5 separate regions of the Mus musculus genome follow, and all the other regions are linked to region 5. Evidence: chromatin loops called from intact Hi-C (ENCODE). Cell type or tissue: left cerebral cortex. All regions are shown on one strand. Region 1 overlaps Prdm11 (PR domain containing 11). Region 2 overlaps Gm13791 (a long non-coding RNA gene). Region 3 overlaps Gm13791 (a long non-coding RNA gene). Region 4 overlaps Syt13 (synaptotagmin XIII). Region 5 holds the start of Prdm11 (PR domain containing 11).

The links. Hi-C counts contacts between places; a loop is a spot of excess contacts. Peaks named below come from ENCODE experiments on the same cell type or tissue, not always from the same donor. Only the 100,000 strongest peaks of a DNase experiment are listed, where the experiment ranks them.
Region 1: a loop joins it to region 5, with 2.1 times the contacts of the local background. A loop is called at or near these places in 8 of 42 quality-filtered maps.
Region 2: it touches region 5 in a loop (2.5-fold over the local background); 7 of 42 quality-filtered maps call a loop at or near these places.
Region 3: it touches region 5 in a loop (3.0-fold over the local background); 7 of 42 quality-filtered maps call a loop at or near these places.
Region 4: a loop joins it to region 5, with 2.0 times the contacts of the local background. A loop is called at or near these places in 3 of 42 quality-filtered maps.

What each region holds. Positions count from the first base shown.
Region 1 is chr2:92,975,067-92,980,066 of GRCm38, reverse strand. It overlaps Prdm11 (PR domain containing 11), which reads left to right. Exons shown (of 8, transcript NM_001368848.1): 7 at 4,206-4,817. Among named protein-coding and RNA genes, the nearest start is that of 4631405J19Rik, 52 kb to the left of the region's middle. In left cerebral cortex, no CTCF peak of the experiment used is centred here; no DNase peak of the experiment used is centred here.
Region 2 is chr2:92,908,435-92,913,434 of GRCm38, reverse strand. It overlaps Gm13791 (a long non-coding RNA gene), which reads left to right. Exons shown (of 5, transcript XR_001783401.2): 2 at 153-263. Among named protein-coding and RNA genes, the nearest start is that of Syt13, 4.2 kb to the left of the region's middle. In left cerebral cortex, a CTCF peak has its summit at 2,857 (motif pointing left); a DNase peak (open chromatin) is centred at 2,868.
Region 3 is chr2:92,901,980-92,906,979 of GRCm38, reverse strand. The region is part of intron 2 of Gm13791 (a long non-coding RNA gene); the gene reads left to right. Among named protein-coding and RNA genes, the nearest start is that of Syt13, 11 kb to the left of the region's middle. In left cerebral cortex, a CTCF peak has its summit at 2,465 (motif pointing left); a DNase peak (open chromatin) is centred at 2,463.
Region 4 is chr2:92,952,610-92,957,609 of GRCm38, reverse strand. It overlaps Syt13 (synaptotagmin XIII), which reads right to left. Exons shown (of 6, transcript NM_030725.4): 6 at 1,559-4,247. The coding sequence ends at 3,943. Among named protein-coding and RNA genes, the nearest start is that of Gm13791, 35 kb to the right of the region's middle. In left cerebral cortex, CTCF peaks have their summits at 2,496 and 2,695; DNase peaks (open chromatin) are centred at 2,711, 3,109 and 3,956; H3K27ac peaks cover 875 bases.
Region 5 is chr2:93,042,048-93,047,047 of GRCm38, reverse strand. Prdm11 (PR domain containing 11) reads left to right here and starts at 883. Exons shown (of 8, transcript NM_001368848.1): 1 at 883-1,069. In left cerebral cortex, no CTCF peak of the experiment used is centred here; DNase peaks (open chromatin) are centred at 863, 1,376 and 1,930; H3K4me3 peaks cover 1,934 bases; H3K27ac peaks cover 1,318 bases.

The sequences.
Region 1 (5,000 bases), 67 kb after region 5:
AGATAACTTCCTGTGTGCTAGCTGGGTTGCCTTCACTTTGCCATGGGATCAAGGTAATGAGAACTAACCTGCCAAGATGTTCTGAGAGTCCGTGGAGCAATGTACTTACCACCGTTGATGCAATCTCTACCTCGACTGTCACTAAGTCCTTGGCTGTAAAATTCTAGACCAGTGATTTTCGTGACATCAGCTCCACCATTGTACAATTGTCCAAACTGAGCTTTACAGAAATGCAGTGACTTACCCAGGGTCACGTGACTAATGAGGACAGAGCCAGCTTTCCAACTTGAGGCATCTGAAGTGAGGATCTAAGTTTTATCCAGACAAAGCCAGCCTTGGTGTTGTTGATCTTGTTCCTGGGAGCCAAAATGATACACAGCATGAAGGAATGGTTTCTACCGGAGGAAGGCTAGTGGACAGGAGAAGATGGGCTCAGGCTGGGAGAACATAGTGGGTTGGCTGTCCATCCATGTGCCACTGGAATGGCTCATTTAAAAGGAACTTGGCTTACTCCCTGCCTCTGGCTCTCCAGCTGTAGATGCCATCCTCAGCCTGGCCAGGGTACACAGGTGCACCCAGGTCCTTTTTTCCAAGAGAGCCATCTTTGCACAGAAGCTGTACATTCACACACCCAGAGTCAATTTGGTCCTCGGAGGCAGAGCCATGCCCAACGTCTTCTCCGCCGTCATCTTAACTAACCTCTTCACTGGATAGCCTTGTTTAGAAGATGAGCGGAGGAGATGGGAGCAGATGACTCACTGAGGTGAAGATGATTAGGAAGACAAAGCAGAACAGGTCTTGGGGTGCCCAAAAGCTGTCTGACTTAGTCAAAAGCATCTGGCAGTTGCCAGCGAGCTGAGAGACCTGTGGGTAAGCCTATCTCCTGACTCCTTTGGAGCTGAGCTTGGGCCATGCTGGTTTCATTGGGATGGCATGCTTCTGGGATAAAGGGTGGCTACTGTTTGGCCTCTTCCTGAAATTCCAGAAGGGTTCCTGTGGGCCTCGGAACCTCCAGAAGTGTTTGGTGAACCTCAGTTGCATCGATAAAAGCAGAAGTGAACAAAAACAGCCAGGGGGGTTCCAGAAGAATCACATTACCCAAAGAAAAGAAAACCAAGATGGGTCACAGCTGCTGTGGCACAGATTCATCTCTTTCCCACCATCTTGGATTCTTCTGGAATATGTCTTCCTGTCTTCTCCAAAGCACCTCAACCTGAATCATCCTCAAGAAGACCTGAGACCCAGGGACATCTCAAAGAGAGGAGAGAGCTTGGGGAAATGAAGGCTCACAGGAAGATTGAGAAGAGAGAGAGAGCGAGCCTTGGAAGATACAGGATTAAGGTATCTATCTGCCCGTGACCAGGCTGGATTGTAGGCTTCAGGAAGAAACCAGCAACCACAGTGGACCCAGCAGGAGCTGTGATGGAAGTGGTCCTTGAGAGTGACCGTGGGACTTGGCAGCTGATGGATGCATGCTAGATGTTAGGTACAGAGTTCTAGACCTTTAAATGTGTCTTGGATGACCTATCAGCCCTGCTTAGAAAGGTCCCCATTGCCCAGTCACTTAAGGTATTACAGCTATATTAGCTTTGTGTGTGTATGTGTGTGCGTGTGTGTACATGTGTGTGTATATGTATATGTGCTATACATGTATATGTGTGTGCGTGTGTGTACATGTGTGTGTACATGTGTTTGTGTATGTGCATATGTGTGTTCATATGCAGGTGCATGCATGTATGAATCAGCCTCATGTGTCATTCCTCAGTAATCGCTTTGCTTTTGAGACAACTCTCACTGACCTGGAACTTGAAAAATGTGCTAGGCTGGCTGGTCAGTGCACCTCAGGGGTCTACCTGAACCCACCGTCCCAGCACTGGGATTGCAAGTGCCTGCCACAACACAGAGCTTTTTTTTTTTTTTTTTTTTTTTTTTTTTGGTTGTTTTTAAATGTGAATTCTGGAGATTGAAACTTAAGTCCTCATACTTGCAAAGCAAACGTCTTATCAGCTGAGCTATCTGCCAGTCCCCCCGCGCCCCCTTTGTGAGACACAGTTTCATCTATCCCGGGTTGGCCTTGAATTCCATATGAAGCTGAGGCTGGCTTTGAACTCCAGAGCCTCCGTCTCTACCTCCCAAGCACTGGGGCCATTGATGGGCACCACTGCATCTTGCTTTTAGAGAGAGGAGCATCTTCATGGTCAGAGGCTGCTTAGCCAGATCGTACTTATTGTCGTTTTTTTTTTTTTTTTTTTAATGAAAGAGTGTTGTGTGGAGCCCAGAGCTCCTGGAGAGGATATTCTTTATTCCTTTGTGGTTATCTTTGAAGGATACGAGTCGACACACTTAGGTGATCTGTGTGATTTGTGTGGGGATTATAAATTTTTTTCTTTGATTTTTATCCATGAATGTCGTGGAGGATTTGGAATAGAAGTCATGGTGACCTTTATTAAAGGTTGTCCGTGGACCAGGGATTTTACATGGAAGCCACAAGTTCAGAAGGCTTTCCTGCTCAGCCTAGAAAACATGGGTGACTTTATCTTCCATTACAGAGACAATGAGAGTCTTCTGTGATGTAACACCCAGCATCTTCAACGGTCTGATGTCTGGGGAGCCCAAGACGAGGCAATAGGGCACCCTTGACTTTTCAGAGATTCAGCTTGGCGAGCACCCCACCTGTCCTGTGACACAAATACCTTGCATTACATTTTTAAAATTGAATTTGATTTATGTAGTGTATGTAATGGGTGTTTTGTCTTCATATATGCCTGTGTACCGCATGTATGCCAGCTGCCCTTTGAGGTATCTTCTGGGTACCCTGGGACTAGAGTCTGTCACAGAGGGTTGTGAGCTGTCATGTGGGTGCTGGGAACTGAACTCAGGTCTTTTGGAAGAGCATCCAGAGCTTCCAATCTCTGAGATGTCTCTCCAGCTCACAAAAGGCATTTTTTAAAGGGCTCCATCTCGCCCCCGAGCTTTCTGCAGTTCTGCTGGCACAGATACAGGGGCTTCTGGGAGCCGCCCGAGTGCCAGGAGTCCGGGATGAGGTTGTTGCTTAAGCAGCGCCTGTGAGGACAGAATAGGGACTTGAGTGGCTTAAACCCTGCTGTGCTGTTTTCTGTGGGAGCCTAGAGGCGTGAGGGAAGCAGCTGGGGGAGGCCAAGCATGGAGCCTCCTGACCTTCACCCAGGGCCTATCAAATCCTTTCACAGAAGCCTGGACACTGAACAGAGGCTCAAGGTTGCAGCACCAGGACCCTGCCCAATTCAGGTGGCCTTTGAGATTGCGCAACCCCACAGGTTCTGCTGGCAGAACCTTCTGAAGGCTGGGAAACAACTCTCCTCAGCATGTCACCCCCTGGGCATCCCAGCACTTCTGTAGCAGTCTGTGCTGGCCTCACTAAAGGATCTAAAATAGCTTACTATTGGTGATCTCACCAACATTTCAAGGTAATTAAAAATGAAGGAAAGAGAGGCATCTTTTGACAGGTGGGGAAATGGCTGTATCTGAGAATACTTTGGGTTTCGCAACTACCTTGCCCTAATCTTGAGGGAGGCTGATACTCTGGTATGTTTAGGAATCTTTCCCAAGGCACCCCCACTTCTTTTTTCAACCTTAGCCATGACTGAGAACCACAAGACTTTGACCCATCTTTCTTTGTGTATTTCTTATCTTTAGACTGCTGGGAGAATAGAGAGGCAGCAGCTGTAGGGTGGCTGTTTCCCTTGGCTCTCTGGGCCCATGAGCATGGAGGAAGGCAGGGCCTGTGCTTCCCCGTGCTTTCTACTGAGGCCCTGCAACCACCGTGTAGTCTCTAGGTCTGAAGGATAGCTTGTCCCATAGCGGGCAGACAGACACTCAGCTCTGAAAGCTGTTGCATTAGTCAGATGGAGTGAGATGCTGTCTCCTGGGGTCATAGTATGGCAAGCCCCATCCCCATAGGATGATGACTCCTTTTCAGTCTCCGCTTGAGACATATGCCAACTCACAAGTGTAGCATTTATCCATGTGAGGCCTTTCTGTAAAGGTCCTGTGACTCTAGAGCCCACGATCCGTTCTTCTCTCCATTTGGGTCTCACCTGACCCAGATGGTCAGATCCAGGTGGATGTGTCAGGCAATCCTCTCGCAGAAGGCCTGCTCTGTTCCCTGTCAATTTCTCTGTTTGGGGCTTTCCCCCACATCTTCACACCCTGGTTTTCCTTCCTAGGAGAGAAGAGGTTGCAGAGAGAGAAGGCTGAGCAAGCCCTGGAAAACCCAGAAGACCTAAGGGGTCCCACTCAGTTCCCTGTGTTGAAGCAGGGCAGAAGTCCTTACAAGCGCAGCTTTGATGAGGGAGACATACACCCTCAGGCAAAGAAGAAGAAAATAGATCTCATCTTCAAGGATGTGCTAGAGGCCTCACTGGAGTCTGGTAACGTGGAAGCCCGCCAGCTGGCCCTGAGCACCTCCCTGGTCATCCGGAAAGTCCCCAAGTACCAGGACGATGACTATGGTAGAGCTGCCCTGACGCAAGGCATCTGCAGGACCCCGGGGGAAGGGGACTGGAAGGTCCCTCAAAGGGTGGCCAAAGAGCTGGGCCCACTGGAAGATGAAGAGGAGGAGCCTACATCATTCAAGGCTGACAGCCCTGCAGAGGCCTCTCTGGCATCTGACCCCCATGAGCTGCCTACCACCTCCTTTTGTCCTAACTGCATTCGCCTGAAAAAGAAAGTGCGGGAATTGCAGGCGGAGCTAGACATGCTTAAGTCTGGAAAGCTGCCTGAGCCCTCCCTTCTGCCACCACAGGTGCTTGAGCTCCCAGAGTTCTCAGATCCTGCAGGTAAGTTCCTCAGGATGAGGTTGCTGTTAAAGGGAAGAGTGTGCAGTGCCACTCGTGCGCACTGTGTGGAGGGTGGCCCAGAGCGCTCTGCTCTGTCACAACCACCTGCCAGGAGACCAGAGGAATGCAACTCAGCAGAGGCAGCCCCCTCTTGGGGTGGGAGCCCAGTCCCTCAGGTGACAG
Region 2 (5,000 bases), 130 kb after region 5:
CTGTGGCCCGAGCATCTCCCAGCATGGCAGCCAGCTTCGAAGAGGAAGAAAACCCCGACTGCCAGTTCTCCTAAGGGATGGGTACAGGAGAAAAATCATTTCTTTGCTCAAAGTAATATGCTTGTTTTTCTAATTCTTTCAACATCTACCAGAACGGATGTTTCTGAAGCCTGCATTGGACCCTGACTGTCACAGACATAAACTCTCAAAGGTTCTCCGTGGATGGACCCCAGGAGCAACTCAGATGCAAACACTGCCACAAGGTTGGTCCTGCTTCTCTTCAGGCATCCCTAGTAGGCTGCAGATTCATTCATTTATTCAAAAATTAGAGGCTGCATGTTACTCATGACTGCACACAGCAGGCACTCAATAATTGTTAAGTAACCCACGTGATCATCTCCCTAGGGGTTCTGGCAGCTTGCAGGGAGTTCCATTTTCGAGATCACCTCCATTTTATTACATTGACTTTCCCACAGTTATTACTTGTGTGCTTGCTCTACATTACACCAGGAATAATTTCCTATTAAGCTCCATTTGTTTACAACTATGAACTGTACTTCTTGAACACCCACCCTACCCCCATCTCCTGCGTTCTATTTAGCAGCCTCTCTCATCAGAACCTCCCTGGGAGGTTCTTTTGGCTCCTGAGCTTGGCATTGCTAAACATTCTGGAGAGACGAGAGGCTTAATTAAGGCAGCTGGCTGCAGGTCTCCCAGGCCTGAGCTGCTCCCCTGGGAGACTCTTAATGCCACCAGTCAGAATAGAATCTACTGAAGACATGGATGGAAGGAGGAGGAAGAGCACTTAACACCAGAAAATGTCTGATGGACATCAGACACCTGCCATGTGGTCCATTGTTGCTATGGTTACTGGGATGCTAGCAGCTGCAGTGGCCCCCAGCCTAGGAAGAAGAGTTTACTTCTCATCTCTTTCATATGCAATGAACCTATTAGAGAGCCAAGAGTGGAGTCCAAGACAGATGAACCCCAGGGGTTGTCAGGATGCTGGGATGCCTTTGCTAGCCAACCAGACAGGCCTCACACACACCATCAAAGGGATAACTTACACTTCCTGTGACTGATATCTGAGAAATGGTCTTTAATGAAAAGGCATGGCTGGGTTTCTTTGACAAATGAAATCATGTGGTCTGATAAAAGTGGTTGACAGAGTCATCCTGGAAGAATGGATGAGACAGTGAAGAGGCTGGTGGATAATTGGGAATATTCTGGCTGCCAGGCTTCCAAGGTCAGACAAGAGCAAGATGGTGGGGGGGGCAGGCATTTTAAGCAGAAGAAGGCTCTCTATGGGCTGCTCCCCAACCTCTGGATGAAATGCCTTCATTGTTATCTTGATATATGTGTGGATGTTTAAATAGTCACTCTAGTCTAATAAGGAAGAGTCACTCCCAGTCTCTAAGATCCAGAAAGGCTTTCATCCTGGAGAAAAAAAAAATTCAAATACACCATGGGGTAGCTTCTGAGAATTCTTCAAGCCACAATCTCATCATAGGATGCAATTACAAAGACCAGAACACATAGATCAGCCAACCTCCCTGGTCCCCTGTATGCAGTTACGGGAAGCCATGACTGGAGGCTGCACAGAGGCTGCATCCAGTATCATTGTTTCACAGTAGTAATTTTTAAAATTATTATAAGGAATGCATTAGAAAATGCTTATAATAGTAAGTGCAGTAAATACATGAACCAGTGATAGTGGCTCGTTGCTTTGACCAAGTATTGTCATGAACACAACTCTATGCCCTGTGATTTTCTATAACCCATGGTATAGTATGTCTGTTCTCGCAAGGCTCTCTAAGGGCTGTCCTTAGACAAGTGTTCTAAGACAGGAGCATGGCCATAGACAAGTGAGGACTGCATCACGGCCACACCAGGTTAGCACCATTCTCATCTTATGGAGCCAAAATCAAATGTGCTGCATCTCATTGACCACACTCTCCCTGTAATAAAACACATGACAGTGTAAAGAGTCAAATATGAGTGACCATGGCCCAGGAACACGGATTCAGGTTGCCCTCAAAATGTGGTAACTATTTCATGATTTAAAAAAAAAATGGTAACAGAACAAAATAGTCAAGTCACTTAGACTTTTCCTCAGTGGAACCAGCAGCTTTGTAGGTTTTAGCAAAGCAGGTGTGGTGGTTTGAATGAGAAATGGCTTCCATGGGCTCACATATTTGAACATTTAGTCCCCAAGGTAGGGTCTTATTGGAGGAAGTATTTCACTGAGACTGGCTTTGAGGTTTATAGTCTTGCCCCACTTCCTGTTCTGATCCTTCTGCTTCTGGTGTGTGGATGAGACGTGACTGTCCAGTTTCCTGTGGTGTGCAGATGAAATGTGACCATCCAGCTTCCGGCTCTGCCACACTATGCCTTCCCTGGAGTTACGGACTCTAACCCTCTAAAACCCGTAAGCCAAAATAAAGGCTTACTTAGTTGCTTTTGATCATGGTATTTTATCCCAGCAACAGAAAAGTAACTCAGACCACACTCTTTGGTACAGGCTCCAGATGCCATCTGATGGTGTGCTCAGCTTTCGAGTTGCTAGAAGCTAGTGGATTGTTGATACATCCCAAAGGATTTATACCAGATAGTCCCAGAATGTCAGGTCAGACCCAGTAGTGGGCCACACACATGACTGTTAGGAAAGATAATTGCCTCTGGGCCCGCAACAGCTTAAAAGTCCTAGTTAGTCAATCTGCAGTGCAGACAGCTGGTGCAACAGCTTGGTTTGGTTTGGTTTGGTTTGGTTTGGTTTGGTTTGGTTTGGTTTGGTTTGGTTTGGTTTGGTTTGGTTTGAATTTTGTTTTTTTGTTTTCTGGGAACTTTGGTCCACAGCGCCCCCAGCTGACCAAGCGTCTCATTTGCATGAGGCCAAATATTGTGTGTGTGTGTGTGTGTGTGTGTGTGTGTGTGTGTGTGTGTGTGTGTTCTGTGGCACTAGAAAGGCTTGTTCCTAGTATCTGCTAAATCTGAAGCCGGAGTGCCAGCAGGAAGGTGGTCCCAGAGAGAGGGGAAGGGGAGGGGGAGGGGAAGAGGGAGAATTAGTGGGAAAAGCCACTAAGGAAGAGATGCCTGGACCACATCAAATTTTAACAGCCATTATGACTCAGATCTGGTCTTTCCTCCTTTCTTCCTTCCCCTCCCATCCTGTCCATCCTCCACTCCTCCCCTCCATCCTCCCCTGTTCTGTAACTGACATAACGCTTACATGTGATGTATACTAGTATTATACCCACAGAAAAAAACAATCAAGAACACAGTATGGGATGAAGATATAAAGGGATGAGGGAAACAGGCTTTTTAAACAACCAAAAGCCATATTTTAAACTAGATTAATCACACGTTTCTCTCTGCATCTACAGCTCCTTGTACTAAAAACAAAAAAGTTTAACGTTTGATGGTAGAATTATAACTTTACGAGAAGTGCTAGTTTTAGTTTTAGGAAAGATTAGTCTTCAATACCTAAACCATTGTAATTCCTCTTTGTGACTAACAATTTCATTTGTTCTATTATTTTGGTTACATCAGATTCATTTTGGGGAAGTGAATAGAAACTCATGTTAGAGAAGAATACAGGTGACAGCATAGTATATTATCACTTTCAGTTTCTTTTTAGCAAAATATATTTTCAATCTCTCTCTCTCTCTCTCTCTCTCTCTCTCTCTCTCTCTCTCTCTCTCTCTCTCTCTTTGTCTCTCTCTCTCTCTCCCTCTGATGGTTCCTTGAAATTTTCCCTTATAAACTTTAGAAATATTTTCCTAAAATAATTATAGTTCCATAAAAATCAAGGAAAGCAATATTTAAAAAGCAGAAAACACGGACATCATGTATTCAATATCTGGCAGTTATAAGTACAGCATGAAACATGGCACATTTCTGTGTCATCTTAGAACAGATAACCCTTTTACCATTGAAGTCTTGGTATAATGGGCATTTAGAAACCACCTTTGCTCAAAGCAATGACTTCTCATTCAGGGCAGAATGCAACCAAAATGCTGGTTTAAAGTTGGACATTTCTGTCTCCTCCCAGTTTACCATTTCCTTTACATTTGGGTTATCAGTTTAATAATTTAATGGGTATCTATTTACATTAGTTTATTCCTCTTCAAGGCTGAAGGCTCAGAGATTAATTATTGTTGCAAGTGTGCTTACAAGGAAGAGGGGATTTAAATAATATTTAAGATGTAATATAAGAGACACCAGTATCATTTGTAAATATGACATTTTTAAAAAAAATCTGTAAGCTTGAAGCAGGCAAGTATAGGCTAGCAGTTTAGTTTTATAATGACCTTTAAGATAAATTAGATCTAAATTTTCAGAGTTGTATTTAACTTAGGCTTGAGAAAATAAGGACCTTGAAAACACTGTTTTTCAAAAATGGTTAGAAGTCAAAATTATACTCAAAATGCTTACATTCACATGCATGCATGCACATACACAAACATACATGCATACACGTTCATGCATGCATGTATACTTATGAATGCGCGCGCGCACACACACACACACACAATCTTAAATTACACATGCCAAGAACAGTAATGCTAGTGCACAATAAATTAAAAACGTAAGCTGCAGTGTCCACAGATTTTGTTGCTCAGTCATCAGTTTATTTTAAAGGTAGAATCTTGTCTCACAATGTCTTAGACACAAAAGTGACCCATAAAAATGATCATGCAAACAGTGATCATTAACACACATGACGTGACATCAGTAAATCGGAGTGTCTTGGGAAGATGGAAGGTTTCAGTGCTTTGAGATGAAACAAAGGCTGAATGTCTCACAGGGAGGTTTGTCAAGCCGACCCTGGGGAGTAACTGAAGCTGTCTCAGGCTACTTTGTGGACTCTTCTTTCTTTCTCCACTCCTTTCTCCCACCCTTTCAACCCCCTAACCCTAGACAGGAGAGAAGAAAAGATAGAGAGGACAGGGGGCGACATTATCCTTAAACCACTTCCTGTGGCTTAGAGGAGTTGAGTT
Region 3 (5,000 bases), 140 kb after region 5:
TGCCTCAGTCTGTTCGATGATGCTCATAGCCCACAGCCCACACTCTAATTGACATCACCTTTCTCCCCTTACCCCTGTCTCTCACCTACCTAGGGATAGCTGATTTCATATCCAGACCTTTTAATATCTGTTGATATCATTATCAAAACACATGTTTTACTTGTACAACCCCTATGGAAGTCAATCTGGCAGTTTCTCAGAAAATTGGAAATATTTCTACCTGAATACCTAGGTATACCACTCATGGGCATATACCCAAAAGATGCCCCACCATACCACAGGGATACATGCTCCACTATGTTCATAGCGGCTTCCTTTGTAATAGCCAAAAACTGTTAACAACCCAGATGTCCTTTAACTGAAGAACAGATACAGACAATGTGGTACATTTACACAATGAAATACTCAGCTATTAAAAAACTAGGACAGCATGAAATTTTCAGACAAATAGATGTAACTAGCAAATATCATCCAAGGACATGCATGGTTTGCACTCACTGATAAGTGGATACTAGCTTTTAAGTACAGGATACTGAAATAACAAGGCAGGCCAAAGCAAGGATGCCTGGATTTCACCCAGAAGGGAAATGAAACAGTCATTGGAGGCAGATGGAGGTGGGAACTGAGCAGGGAGGAGATTATCTCTAGGACCCAGAGACCTGGGATGGGGGAGACTGCCGGGAGTCTGTGGGGGTGACTCTAGCTGAGACTCCTAGCAGTGGTGGATATGGAACCTGAAGTAGCCACCTCCTGTAGTCAGGCAGGACCCCAAAGGATGAGGACACCAAACTACCCACAAAACCTTGGACCCAAAATCCTGCTTACAAGACATGCAGGGACAAAGATGGAGCAGAGACTGAGGGACTGGCCAGCTGATGACTGGCCTAACTTGAGACCCATCCTATGGGCAAGAAGCAACCCCTGACACTCACTGTTAATGATACTCTGTAATGCTTGCAGACAGGAGTCTAGAATAACTGTCCTCAGAGAGGTTCCACCCAGCAGCCGACTGAAACAAATGCAAAGACCTACAGCCAAACATCAGAAGGAGCTCTGGGAGTCTCGTGGAAGAGTTGGGGAAAGGATGGAGGGACCCAGAGGGGACAGGAACTCCATGGAAAGATCAACAGAGTCAATTAACCTGGACATTTGGGGGCTCCCAGAGACTGAACTATCAACCAAAAAGCATACCTGAGCTGGACCTAGCCCTCCCCTCCATATATAGCAGATATACAACTTGGTCTTCTAGAGCAGGGACTGTCCCTAAATCTGTTAGACAACAGGGTCTGTGGATCGGGTTCCCATAACTGGCTGCCTTGTCTGGCCTCAGTGAGAGGATGAGCCTAGTCCTGCAGTGACTTGATGTGCCAGGGTGGGGTGATACCCAAGGGGTCCTCCCCTTCTCAGAGGAGAAGGGGAAGGGGGACTGAGTGAGGAGGGACTGGGAGGAGGGGGACCGTGATTAGGATGTAAAGAGAATCAATAAAATAGTTAATGAAAAAAAAAAAACCCAACACAACATAACCCCACATGTTTTAATTAATTGAGAAGTCAACCAACAAACGAGAAGTCTGGAGCATTTGTTTGATGGAACCCAAGATGGGTGCTTTGCCCAGATCCACTGGGTCATTGGTGCCTTTAGAGTTGCTAATGAATTAGGGTGAGTTATTCATAAAAGTCGGAGAGATACTCCAACAGGTAAGAGCCCTTACTGCTCTTCCGGAGGATCTGAGTTCTGTTTCCCAGTACCCATATCAAGTAGTTTACAATTGCCTGTAACTCCAGATCTGAGAAGATCCAATACCTGAGCTGGACCTAGGCTCCCCCACCACAGATAGCTGTATATCTGCTATATATGTGGGAGGGGAGCATAGACCCAGCTCAGGTATACCTCTTTGGGCAACTGTACTCGTGTGCACAAATAATAGTAACAAAAACAACAGGCTGGTGAAAATTCCAGCATTCTAGGACTCTGCCCTCAGACTCCAGGCAAATCTGCTTGTTCTCCCTTTACTGTAGAACAGGGGACAGACCAGGAACCACAAAGGAGGCTCCGTGGGTGTGCTCCGGAGGTGAGGCTGACAGTCATTAAGTGCTTCTTCCTACCTGTCGGAGCTTTCTGTCGGTACTAATCCCATTACGTAAAATCTGAGAAATCTGAGGAGAATGGCAGCTCTTGCTAGAGGGGGTGGGGGCAAAACAATGCAACGGTGATTCAGATTAAAATAAAAGCTTAGGGCGTGGGTGTCATTGTGACTGATTTTTGAAGTGCGATGCACACAGTGCATAGGTCCTAAGCATGTCACAGCTGGATCCTATAGTGTGGGAACCCATGTTTGCCAGATCAGAGATCAGTATTCTCTCCCCAGGGGTTCTTCAGGTTCTGTGTCAAAGACGCCCCTATTTTAGAAATAGTTTTAGACAGAAGTTGTTTCTTGAATGAGGAAATGCTTCCCCCTAGAGGCCATCATAGGAATTGTTCCCTCTCTGCATCTGCTGCAAGCCTAGTGTCCTCTAAGCAGTCTTCAAGGACCTGATACATCTGAAATCACCATCTCTCTGCTTCATCCTCCCCATCTCTTGCCCCATCACCTCCTGGTCCTCTTTCCTGTATTTTTTTTCAAGCGTTTGAGCTTACACTATTTAATCTTCCACAGCGCACTGCTTATCTGTCTTGTTTATCTTGCTGAGTATTCTCTGGAAATAAGGCCTTAGGAAGACAGGGAAAAACGGGTCTGTGCTGTTCATTGGTGTGTTCTCAGCCCCGAACAGAGCCAGGCATACTACATCCTTCTAAAATGACACCAACTGTCACTGACAGCCCCTGTGCCATCCCTGTCCAGGATAACTGATTCCCTGACGGACTCTGAACAGACTTTTGTAGGTTTCCCTACTGCTTCCCACTTGTGGAGGGGGCCACGGATCTCCCTGGTTTGTGTCTGTTCAGCGGTCAGGCAGGCTGAGATCAGCGTCGTGCTTTTGTCTAGAAGGAAGTGGCCCCAGTGAACCTGAGTCCCACAGGGAAAGCAGCTGGGAAGCCTTAACCGTCCTAAAGGCTAAGCTCAGTGTCTGAAAATGGTGAGGCGGCTATGCAGTGGACACGGAGGTTCAGCCTAATGCGCGTCACGTGATGCGCACTGGCCTTGGAATGATTTCTGTCCTTTAAAACAGCATTGTAGAATGTGAATCAGGTGCTTTCTGGGTGCAGGAGGGAGTCTAGTCACAGTGATGGGTGGAGTAGAAAACAAAGGACAGGCTGCTTTGGTGGAGGAGAGTGAGGGCAGAGTCGCTTGGGCTAGCCTCGTCACCTCCCACCCACCTCTCCGAAGCACCAATGGCTCGGTTCTCTGAAGTATGTATGAGGCTCCTGATGGTAGTTTGTGCCCTCATTTTACAGGGGCGGGGGTAGGGAGGCATTTTACAGATGGGGACATGGGGTATACGGGGTTGGGGGAGGGTTTACTGCAGCAACCAGCTAGCCTCTCCCAGGGGGAATGCTCTCAGAGCTTTGCCAGCGTTCCTTGTCTCTGGACTCCACGTTATGCTGATAAAATGTCCTCCTGAGAGGTTCCAATTATGTAGAATCCAATGGCCTCCTGGGAATCTTGCTTCAGCAGCTGGGGGAGGGGCGGAGGGGGGAGCGCAGGTGTGTGTGTGTGGGTTCTCCACGCTGGCAGCTGCTGTCCGAGTGCTTTCTGATGGCTTCCTCGGAATCATGTGACTGCCACCAACCATGTGAATCAGCCTATGATCCAGCCCTGAGGACCCTGTGCCACTCTGGCTTGGGACCCCTCCTCTAAGATGTGGTGACAGGAATCAGATTTGTGTACAGGCACAATTCATACTGACCCATCTCAGACATTTATCCCCTTGCCAATCTACACAGTCATGTTCGATACACACTCATTTAGCAGGGACTTATGACAGTTTGGGGATGTGTCAGTCAACAAACCAGACAGTGGAGACGGCTTAGGGAGTAAAGGATTTGCTTCACAAACGTGAGGACCGGAGTTCAAATCCCTAGGACTTATGTAAAAATCGGGCACAGAGGTGCATGTCTGCAACCTCAGCACCACAGGGCAGAGACAGGTGAAATCCTGAAGCTCACTGGTCAGCCAGCCTAGCCAATCAATTGTGATTATAAAAAGATAAGGAAGTATTAAGATATGTTCTATGGGGGTATGGTGTATCTATGTATCTATCCGTAAATATATCTATATATCTATGAACCTATCATCTATCTACCTGCCTACTTACCTGCCTACCTATCCAGTATGTATCAATGTTTATAAGTATGTATGTGTGTATGTGCATCTATCTATCTATCTATCTATCTATCTATCTATCTATCTATCTATCTATCACCTATCCTGTTGTCCCTGTCTTTTGAGAGCGAGCCCTAAGTACTACAGTGGTACACATTACTTACTAACTGGTGAGCTTATCTCATGACCAAGGACGAGGACAGGCTTTTTCTTAGAAAACTCTTTAGTGCCGGGTTGCAGGGCAAGTCCACCTCAGCAGTTACTGTGGCCTCAACAAACAGAACCCACCAGATTCTATACTGACCTTCAGATGTGTGCTCTCCCTTGCCAAGGTCCCTGCCCTCTCTTATGAAGGGGGTGATGATTCCTGTCTGCCTAAAGAACTGTCCAAGTGAGTTGGTGAATGCCATTATTCTTGGGGAACCAACGGCAGCCTTCTGTGATACTTACACAGTTAACATTGTGGTGGTCCATCCTTTTGTTTGACCTATTTAGAAGGTAGCTTCCTTTCCTTTTCCTCTCCCTCCCTCTCCTCCCCCCTCTCTCTGAGAAAAACTATCACTAAGCCTTTGTTTCTTTGGAAAACAAAACTAAGGAAAGTGCCCAGAGCTGCCCAGTGTCCCCTGCTCCCCTGCTGCAGGAGAAGGCTTGGCAGAGTTCTGGTTTCTGTGGGACTGTAGAACTGGGTGGCTTTCTTACTCCATGTTTGTTTAGTGCTTTGCACCCATGGAGGGC
Region 4 (5,000 bases), 89 kb after region 5:
GGGAATTTTCTCTCTTAGTGATTGATGGGAGATGGCCAGGCCATCGTGAGAGGTGCCACTCCTGACACTAGCCCTTCTTTCTATGAGAAAGCAGGGTGAGCAAGCCATGGGGACGAAGCCAGTAAGTAATACCCCTCCATGGCCTTCTCATCAGCTCCTGCCTCCAGGTTCCTGCCCTGTTTGAATTCCTGCCTTGGCTTCCCTCAATGGACTGTGATGTGTGCGATATGTAAGCCAAATATAAACCCTTTTCTCCCTAAGTTGCTTTTGGTCATGTTGTTTCATCATAGCAATGGCCCTAAGAAGCAGAAATACAAAAATGTTAAAGCTGGAAGGGGCTTGCAGGTCATTTAGTCCAAAATAATTGTATAGATATGAGCGCTTAGGTGCAGAGGCAGTTACCTAGCTTGGGGATCTAATAGTGGCCAGGGACAGTTACCACATAGTGTTACATGGTCATGGCTCTGACTCAGCTCCAGGCTGAGGTGAGCATGATTTGTTGTTGAGGTCACTTCACTGGAAAGCCCTTGATTCAGTAACCCCCACCGTTTCTCTTTTATAGATAGCCATAGCAAACATTAGTTTGGGGCTCCAGTGAGCTGTCTTCAGTTACCTGTGAATTATAGTGAATACTATTTGGCTGTGTAGAATAAAGTCCACTTAGCCCATCTTATTACAGAAATACAAATGCCCCCAGTTGCCATTAAGACGTAATAATGGGAATAGGAAGTATAAAAGTGAGGACTGAATGTGAAAATATCATATGACTGACAGGATGTCTTTCCTGGTTAAGAACCTTCCAATTTGATCGGCCATGATGACACATCTCTTTAATCACAACACTCGGGGAGAAGTGGGCAAATAGCTGTGATTTTTAAGGCCGGTCTGGTCTACACAGAGTTTTCCAGGACAGCCAGGAATATAGAGAAAGACCCTGTCTCAGAAATAAGATAAAGTGAACCCTTCAAATAAAAATCAAATATCCTTTTCTTACTCTCAAGACACCTCCTTCAGAGGCCAGATCTGAGATGGGTCACCTGGGTAGCTTAGGGTGGCAGAATTCCAGGAGGCCATTGCCTCTGTCTGTCCTCTGTTTCCTCGATCCTCCACTGATGGGGTGCTGGGGGGAGTCTTGAAGAGTCTCAAGAACCCACTGGATATTCCTTACCAGGAATGAAGTCAAAGCTCCAAAACACACACACACACACACAAACACACACACACACACAAACACACTCCCCCACAAACACCCACACCCACACACCTACACTCACAAACATTTCCCCACACACAGACACACACATGCACACGCTTCTTTCTATTTTTCCTAGCAGCTCCACTCACTTTTCGACATTTCCCCCAAGAGACGATACATGTACATGGGAAACAACGGCAGAGAGAGAGAGGGAGAGAGAGAGAGAGAGAGAGAGAGAGAGAGAGAGAGAGAGAGAGTGTGTGTGTTTTAAATGTACATCAATAGAATGGGCTGTGGCAGATCCATACAGTGGAATATTATACAGTTGTGAAAGAGAAGTTAGTTAGAGCCACATGTCTGCATAAAGCTTAAATTTTTAATGTTGAAAAAAAATGTGTGATGCAATTTAAGAATTGAAGTAAAACTTGGAAACACACAAATACTCACTAGTGCTCAGGGATCAAATGATCATTTAGTAAAAATATAAAGGAAGGCTCAGAATAACAAATCAGAATGTAAGATCCTGGTCTTCTCAGTATAGGGCACAAGAAGAAAATTCAACTGTGGTCGTCAAGGTTTATTGAAGTTGGCAGAGGTTCATGGGTGTTTGATACACGAGATTTTTTTTCTGAATTTTATACATCTAAAATATTAATGTAAAGGAACAAAGAGAAACACTGGGCTGCCAACCCGATTGGAAAACGATTTATTTACCACTGTAAGATTTTGTGCTCCAAAGTGTAACCAGACATGTGACCACGATGTCTCATGCGACTTTTTGTGCTTTTATGTGGAATGGCATCACAAACACGCAGCATCTAACAACAGGAAACAGCAAGGGTAGAAACACTGCACAGGACCAACTTTCTCCTCCAAAGATTCCCACCTCAGTTCAGGCCAGACACTGCCCCTTCCCCCGGGGCCCCTTTACATCTGAGAGCTGCCCGCCTGAACAGCAGTCCCGGACTCCTCTTATCTGATGTTTCCGTTAAGGTGATAAGCTACTCACTCGCCCCCAGAGCCTTCTCTAATCAGAATGGACAGACACATGCACGGTCTTGGTGGACAAACACTCAACAAATAGATGCCTAGTTGTCCTGGGGAGAGGATTCACAGAGGACTGGGGTGAACTCCTAACCTCCCAGCAGTAGCCCAGCCTGGAATGGCCTCTCACTTTATTTCCACCTCTTTCCAGAAATCACTCCCTGGCAAAGACATAGAGAGGTTCCTTCCCAAGCTGATTCGGAGGTGACTTACAGGAATGGCTGGAAACAGATTAAGCCGATGTAAAAGGTGACTGAAAGTTTTTGGTTCCCAGTCTAACATCTCTGAGCAATTTACAGAGGAGGTTTTGGAGAAGAAGCACAGCCAACGGAGGAGCCAGGAAGTGCCACCAACTGACCAGTAACAATTGATGCCCGCTAAGATGCCTCTTGCTTACCTCCTGAAGCTGGACTGGCAAGCTCCCATGACATTGGTGCTGTGCTATAGGTGGCCACACTGAGGCGCTGTGGAGCAAGGAAGTAATGACAACTCGAATTCCGGCTCACAAGTATCTACCCCTGCAGCTAGCTACTTATTTGATTCCTAGTGGGGCATCTATTGGAAATATCAACAGGGGCAATCAAACCTAGCTTTTTGTTATTTCCAAGTTAAAGGACATGTCCCCCAAACTGGAGGGAGGCATGTTATCAAGAGACCACGTTTTCTCTTTAAAGTTCATCTACCTCCTCATTTACATAGCCAGATGGAACAAGCCAAGCTCAGAGCTACTTCGTCCTGAAGTACAGGCATACTGAGAAGAACAGGTCTGTCACATGGAGTCAGCTTGGGGGTGGGGGGGGGTGACATGACAGCTGTCCTCAGAATGCCGCAGACACTCCAGAGGAGTGGCAACCTAGGCCTGCCAGGGAACGGGCACTCTACGTGTGATAAAAAAAAAACAAACACAACCCACTCCAATCCCTTAAATAAAACAGTCAAAACACACAATGTAGCTCGAGAGTGGAATATGAACAGCAGAAATATAAAAAAGAAGAAATAAAGTAAGCAGAGAGTTCCTGCCTTCACACTGTCCTGGTGCTGGGCCCCCGGAGATCAAGAGGAAAGGCTGCCTGGATAGGGGAGAAGGGATCTTATCAAGCGCAGCCCCTCCTGCTCTGCTCCAGAACCCCTGTGCTAGCTAAGGACAGAGGCTTGTGTATTCCACCGGAACATCAGTGTGGCATGACCCCCCAGTGGCCCAGAGACCTGCTGGCCAGCCAGTGATTCTCAACCTTCCTAGTGCTGTGACCCTATAAGAAAGTTTCTTGTGTTTTGGTGATCTCCAACCACAGAATTGTTCTCATTGCTACTTTGTAACTGTAATTTTGCTACTGTTATGAATCATAATGTAAATATTTTTTGGAGATAGAGGGTTGTGATACACAGGTTAAGAACCACTGCTTCAGCTCAATGTGAGCAGGGGCTGCCGACTGAGGGTACCTGGCACATATCTTTTTCCATAACACAGATGAGCATGATACAGTCTTCTGAGTGCCAGTCCCACTCACTGTCCTGGCGCCACCGCTCACTTTTTAGTATTGGGAATACAGTAAGAGAGGAATGAGGTCTTGGCCTCAGCCAACACGTCTGCATCTGTCTTTGGGTATAGGCATGTGGACAGAGCACGAGGGATGACTGACAGCTGAGCCTGGAAGATGACTGTGTCCAAGAAAGACGGTCAGTGGCCGGTGGCAGGTGGCCGACTACAGGTGCAGTTGGTGCCACATGGCGATCTGCCGGCGTGGGTTTTTTAGCATCTCCTCCCAGTGGCTGCGCTCAGAGCCCGAGGCATGCAGGCCTAGGCTGCAGTGGCCCAGCTCGCAGCTCGGCCCCTCCTCGCCCTGGCCCAGCACCTCCAGCTCCACACTGGATGCCCGCAGCAAGTCATCCGGTAGCTCAAACATGATCATCTCGTTCCACACGGGGTTGATCTTGTGCTTGGCCCGTTTTGTCTGTTTCTTCTTCAGCTTCTGAGCCTGGTGTTTCAAGGTCACCTTGACAGACACATCTAGGGAGGGGTACAGAGAAAAGAAAGTTGTAGGGGAGCAAGTGAGCTGCTTCTTCTTGGGGTTTCCTACATCTCCACTGGACCGTGCATTCTCTCAACAGTATTAAGTATCTACCAGACGTCAGGAACCGGTCTAGAGATAGCAAAACAGACAAAGATGCGTGTCTAACCCTTGCATTAGAATGTGGAAGACTGGCCATACAGGATGAATACCTATCTCTGTAAGGTTTGGAACCATAAACATTTCAGATTTGGTGTGTTTTACAGACTAGGGGATATTTGCATATATTATGCAAATTGGAATTGGGTCTCAAGTGTAAGCATAACATTCATTTAATATTCATTTTTGCCTTGAACCTCGGACTTTACATATACTAAGCAAGCATTCTAGCCCTGAGCCAAATCTCCAGTCTTCTTTTCTCTTTTTCTTTGGTGACAGGGTTATACCAAGTCACTACAGTTGGTCACAAACTTCCTCTGCAGCCCAGGCAACCCTGGTCTTGAGTTCTTCCTGCCTTCACAGAAGCTGGGATTCCAGGCCTGCACCCCTATGCTTTCGTGTGCCTCTTACACACCCAGCCTAAAGATACTTTTATACAACATAAAACCAAGTGTTCATGGAGTAGAGTTCTCCACTAGTGGTCAGGAGATTCCAGAAGTTGGCATTTATTAGATTTTCACGTTAGAGATTACATTAGCCTGTCACAGAACATATGAGGTCAGTGGGTGGCTCAGACCTGAGCATGTCAGATG
Region 5 (5,000 bases):
GACACCTTCTTGGGACTATCTGGACCTTCCTGGACTACCTGGCACTGGGCAGGCCTTCCAAGATCTCTTACTCAGGTAGAATCCTTTTTGGCAACTTCCAGCCTAAGGTGAGGCCCTCCTTCGGCCAGGGAACCCACCCTGCAGCAGCCTCCCCTTGGGGTCATTACAAAGAAGGGCTTGGGGTAGGGTTGTTCTGGTTCCCTCTGACCACTCACACTTCCTTTAAACACCCCAGCCTTACTACATCCCTTCACTATCTTTCTTGCTGGGTGCCATTTTGCAGATGGATACAATGAGGCACTAGGCAAGTTAAGTTAGGACACAGTCCCGTTCCAGCTTTGTATTCAGATTTGGTACTGTACTTTGATCTGAACAGCAAGTGACACTCACCCTTTAGTCCCCACGTAAATAGTTAATTTTTCTCACAGGCCCCAGGGCCCTTTTCCCTTGGTGTTCTATGGGACGCATGTTACCCAACTTCAGTTGATACTTCCAAACGGCTGAGCAACCAAAGGGTTAAAGGGGCCCGGAAGAGGACCCTGTAAGGGTTAAAATTATAAACGCATTTATCGCCCTCTGACTATTTATTGGGTTGTAGACCGACAACGTCGAAGCCGGGCAGAGCCAGGAGGCACCCTCGGATGGGCTTGCGCAAACGCCACAACTTTCTAGCACGACCCCCAGAAAGTATCCCAGGCACAAAGTTGGCGCAGCCCGCTCCTCCTCCGCAGCGTCGCCCTCCCCGTGGGGCGCGCGGCGGGGACGCGCGAGCTCCCGCGCGGGGCCGGCTCGGGGGACGCGGGGCTCAGCGAGGCTCGGCTCCGGCCCCCTGAATTGGGGGGTCCGCGTCTGCCCCAAACGCCGCTTTCTTCCGTTTTCCATGTCATTTCCTGTACTAATAAGATGGTGGTCAAAGCAGGGGAGGAGAGCAGCAGCGAGTCGCCGCCGCGCTGCCGCTGGCGCTGAAACTTTGCCCGGCCGGGGACCCCGCGCGCGGCCGCCCCGTCCCGCCGCGTCCCGCCGCCCCGGCCCCGGCCCGGCTCGCCGCCCCGCGTGGGAGCCCGCGAAGGTGAGTGGGCCCGGTGGCCACCGTGGCCATGAACGTGAACATGGCTTCGGAAGACGCTGGGCGGCTCGCCAACCGGCGCGGGGGCCGCGGCGAAGAGCGCGCGGGGACACTGGGGAGCGGGGGCGCAGGCAGGCGACGGGGCACGGACCGGAGCACCGGAAGCGGGGCGGGTCTCAAGGTGGCCCGGGCCCGCAGGTCGTCGCCACCGCCCGACGCGGGCCTCGGGCGGCCCAGCCTCCGCCTCCTTCCTCCGCGCACTCGCCCGCCTTGTTCCACTGTAGCCTTTTCCTCGGCTCCGCCGCGCGCTGACGGACGCGGCCGCCGGCCAATGGGAGCGGCTGTTCGGGCCCGGCGTTCGCAAAGAGAGCGCGTAGACAGGGGGCAGGGCGGGGCGAGGGCGGGATGCAGCCGCTGGCCTAGTTGCAGGGACCCGGTCGCCGGTGCTTCGGGGCCGGGCTGGGGGGCTTAGGGACCGCATGCCTCTCTGTGACCTGCCGCGGGCCTGGGGCGGCAGAGGGAGGGCGTGCCTTTTATCTATTTTAAGTCTTGGTTGCAGCACGGACTCTTCGGGAATTCGCCCCTGAGTGTCGTCTCCACCCCCCACCTCCTCATTCCCGGTCCCCAAGGTACTATGTGATGCAGAAACTGCAGAAACTTGGTGGCCAATGACCTTCCTCTGTCAAGGCCAGCGTGCCCTAGGCAAGTCGCTGCAGGGACTACTGAGCAGCCTTGGGCTAATAAGGCAAAAAGTTGCTAGTGTCTTGAGCCCATCTGAGTTGGAGCTCAGACCCTTAGAATCAGTTGATGACCTAGAGAAGGAAAGTCTGTCTTTTGTTTTTTTTGACCATGGCTTCGTGTGGAGGACAGCCGTGGTCTGTGATTAAGAGTGATCAGAAAGAAGCACGCCCAGTCCTTTGTGCGTGGGGACTGCGAGCAGTGAAGGGAGCCTTCTTTTCATCTTGAGAACCCTATAAACTTTGGGAGTTTTGTCTATCTGAAGCAGAATAGTTTTCCATGAAGTGTGATTCCCGTGGCACCCCTGTCCCCCGAAGAGGAAGGCAGGGACTTTCCTAGGTCTTGGTTGATGGTGTAGGGTGTATGGGTCAGAAGTCCCATATCCCCCTCATCCCTGGGGAGCGGAGTATGGTCTCTGCTGGGAACCTTCTGGGCATATGGCCCAGACCCCCTGGTTTATTTAGTTTCTTGGAAAGGACATCTTCAGGATCCTTCCCACGGGGCTTTGGATTTTGCAGGGCTGTAGTTGATCTCTTCAAGGGGATTCTCCTTCCCTGCAGTGGGTCCAGTACAGCCTGTGTGGGAGTCAGCTGGGAGAGCATTGAGATAGGATCAATTAAGTACCTGGCCCAGGGTCAGACTCCTGGTTTCAGAATCTAGAGCTGTGATCCTGGGCGATGCTCTGTGAACCATTTTGGGAATCACGATTGCCAGACCCCAGCCTGCTCCACCCAGCCCCTAACTAACAGTGCCCCTAAGGAGCAGATGCTCTCAGGGTGTGGTACCTTCTGAGTATCCGTCTCAAAAATGAGGAACACTTGTCCCAGGGGCCCTTGCTCTGTCATCACGGCCATCACCCCCAGCCTGGAGCTTTCTGGTCCAAATGTTTCTTAGGTTGGTTCTCCGAGGTGTCTGATGAGAGTCCTTCATCTGGCTTACTCTTCACTTAGATTCAATGTGGGATTATCAGAAAGCCTGAAAGAGGCAAAGACTATTGGAAGAGGAGTTGGGGGGTTGGAGTTATGCTGCCTTTGTGGTCTCTCACTTGGCTTTCCTCCATAAGCTTCCTCCAGGGTTGATCTCAGTGTGTCCCTGCCTGCCTCATCCAGTCAGTCCACCCATCTGCAAGCCCAGGGAGCTCTCTTTAGTGAATCCAACCCATCCTGGCTTCCTAATTTCTCCCCACTAGCACACTGGGGAACAGTACTTCCTGTTCCCAGGACAACTGCTAGGGTCTGAGATAAGGCACCTGCTCTTGCCCTGTTCCCCGTGGTACAATTGGGGTCACCTCAGTCTCCCTAGTTCCTGCTCCCGCTCCCCCTCCAGTCTGCCTGGTGCACTTCTGATAAAGGATCAAATTGTTGCTAACTGTAAAGCCTATAACATGACTCTCCCTTATCTTCAGCCTCATCTCCTGCCCTTCTCACCTCTCTGTTGCCCAGCCCAGCCCAGCCTGCCCTGGCCAGCCTCTCTTGGATCCTGACCTAGGATTTATGAATGAATGAAAGACAGTGAGGGGCAGAGTGGTGTGGAAATGTCTGCTGGCCTTTACTTTTTGTTTTTGTTTTTAGATTTATTATGTGAGCACACAATCACTCAACACCGGAAGAGGGCATGGGATCCCATTACAGATGGTTGTGAGCCACCATGTGGTTGCTAGAAATTGAACTCAGGACCTCTGGAAGAGCAGTCAGTACTCTTAACCTCTGAGCCATCTCTCCAGCCCCTGTATCTGGTGGTCTTTATTGCCCTCCTAAAAATATTTCCAGCAGCTCCAGGTATACCACAGGGTTGCCTTCAGTCCTCTTATTCTAGGTCAAGGCCATGTGACTAGCTGGTGAGTCTGGGACATGAGTTGATTGTGGCTCAAAGCAGTTAGCTGTCAATGCAAGACTCTCCTAAGATCTCCTTCTTGGTGGTGTGGCATCTGATAGCAGAATTGGAACTGCTTCTGTGTCATTCCATGAGCAGTGTACCTTGGTGCTCCACCATAAATGTGCAGTACAACTGAGGGATAGACCTTTGTTGTTTGAAACCACTGAGACCCAGGTTGGCTTATTCTTACAGGATAGCTTATGTCACCTCCTCCAGGAAGCCTTTCTGGGTTAGGCTAAACTTGGGTTACAGGTGTTTCTGGTCTCATCCTCGTCTCCTTGGATTCCTGTTGTTACTTAGTGATGATCTTTCATCGTCACCAGACCATGGGTCCTGTTTTAGGTAAGAGGCTTGTGTCTGAGAGCTGCTGGGTGAATGCCCTCTGTGAGTACTTGGCCCTGACTGAGGACAGGCAGTGTGCTCCGAGCCTCCCTGAGCTGCAGTTCCAGCAGGAAGGTTTCAGATGCAGCAGTAAGTCACTGGTCGAGGGCAGATGCAAAGCTCTTGGTCTTTGCAGGTGTCTGGACCCAGTGGCACTGAGCTCCAGAGAACTATGATAGGCAATTCCAGGAGAGATAGAGGATGAGATGGGAGGCCCCGAGATCTCTGCTGACATAAGGGGTGATTCAGTGCAAGGGTGGGAAAGGAATGGTGGTGATATCAGCTAGTGTCCCCGAGGGCTTACACCTGTCAGGCACTAAGCAGCTCTGTCCTGTATAAGTCAGTTTCTCAAGACTGTGTATCACCTGAGGCCGTTTACTGTCTGAGGCAAGGGCATTCATTTAGCTAACAGTTTTGGAATCTGAAGGTCCAAACAGCATGGCCCCAGCTCCAGGGAGATGTCTTTGGAGTGTTTCATTGTGCTGGATAGCACAGTGGAGGGGCATGTGACAGGGGAGATCACATGGTAAGACAAAGAGTCTGGAAGAAGTCTCATTAAGGATACACACACACACACACACACACACAAAAGAGAGAGAGAGAGAGAGAGAGAGAGAGAGAGAGAGAGAGAGAGAGAGAAAGAGAAACCCAGGGACCTCCTAATAGGCCCCATGTCTTCAAATCCTGCCTCTTTAAACATGTGAACCATTATCACTAGGGTACACTCAAGTGCTAGCCACTCCATACTACATCCCTGTTCTGGAGATACCCACAAGTTTTTACAGATCGGGAAACTGAGGCTCTGAGAGGTGGGGTGAGAGGTATAGAGCTTATGGCACAGTCAGGATCAGAAAGTGGGATGTCACCTGAAAGCAGCCACTTGGAGCAAAGGCAGAGGACCCTGGGAGCTCCCTGGATAGGGTCCATACACACACAGACA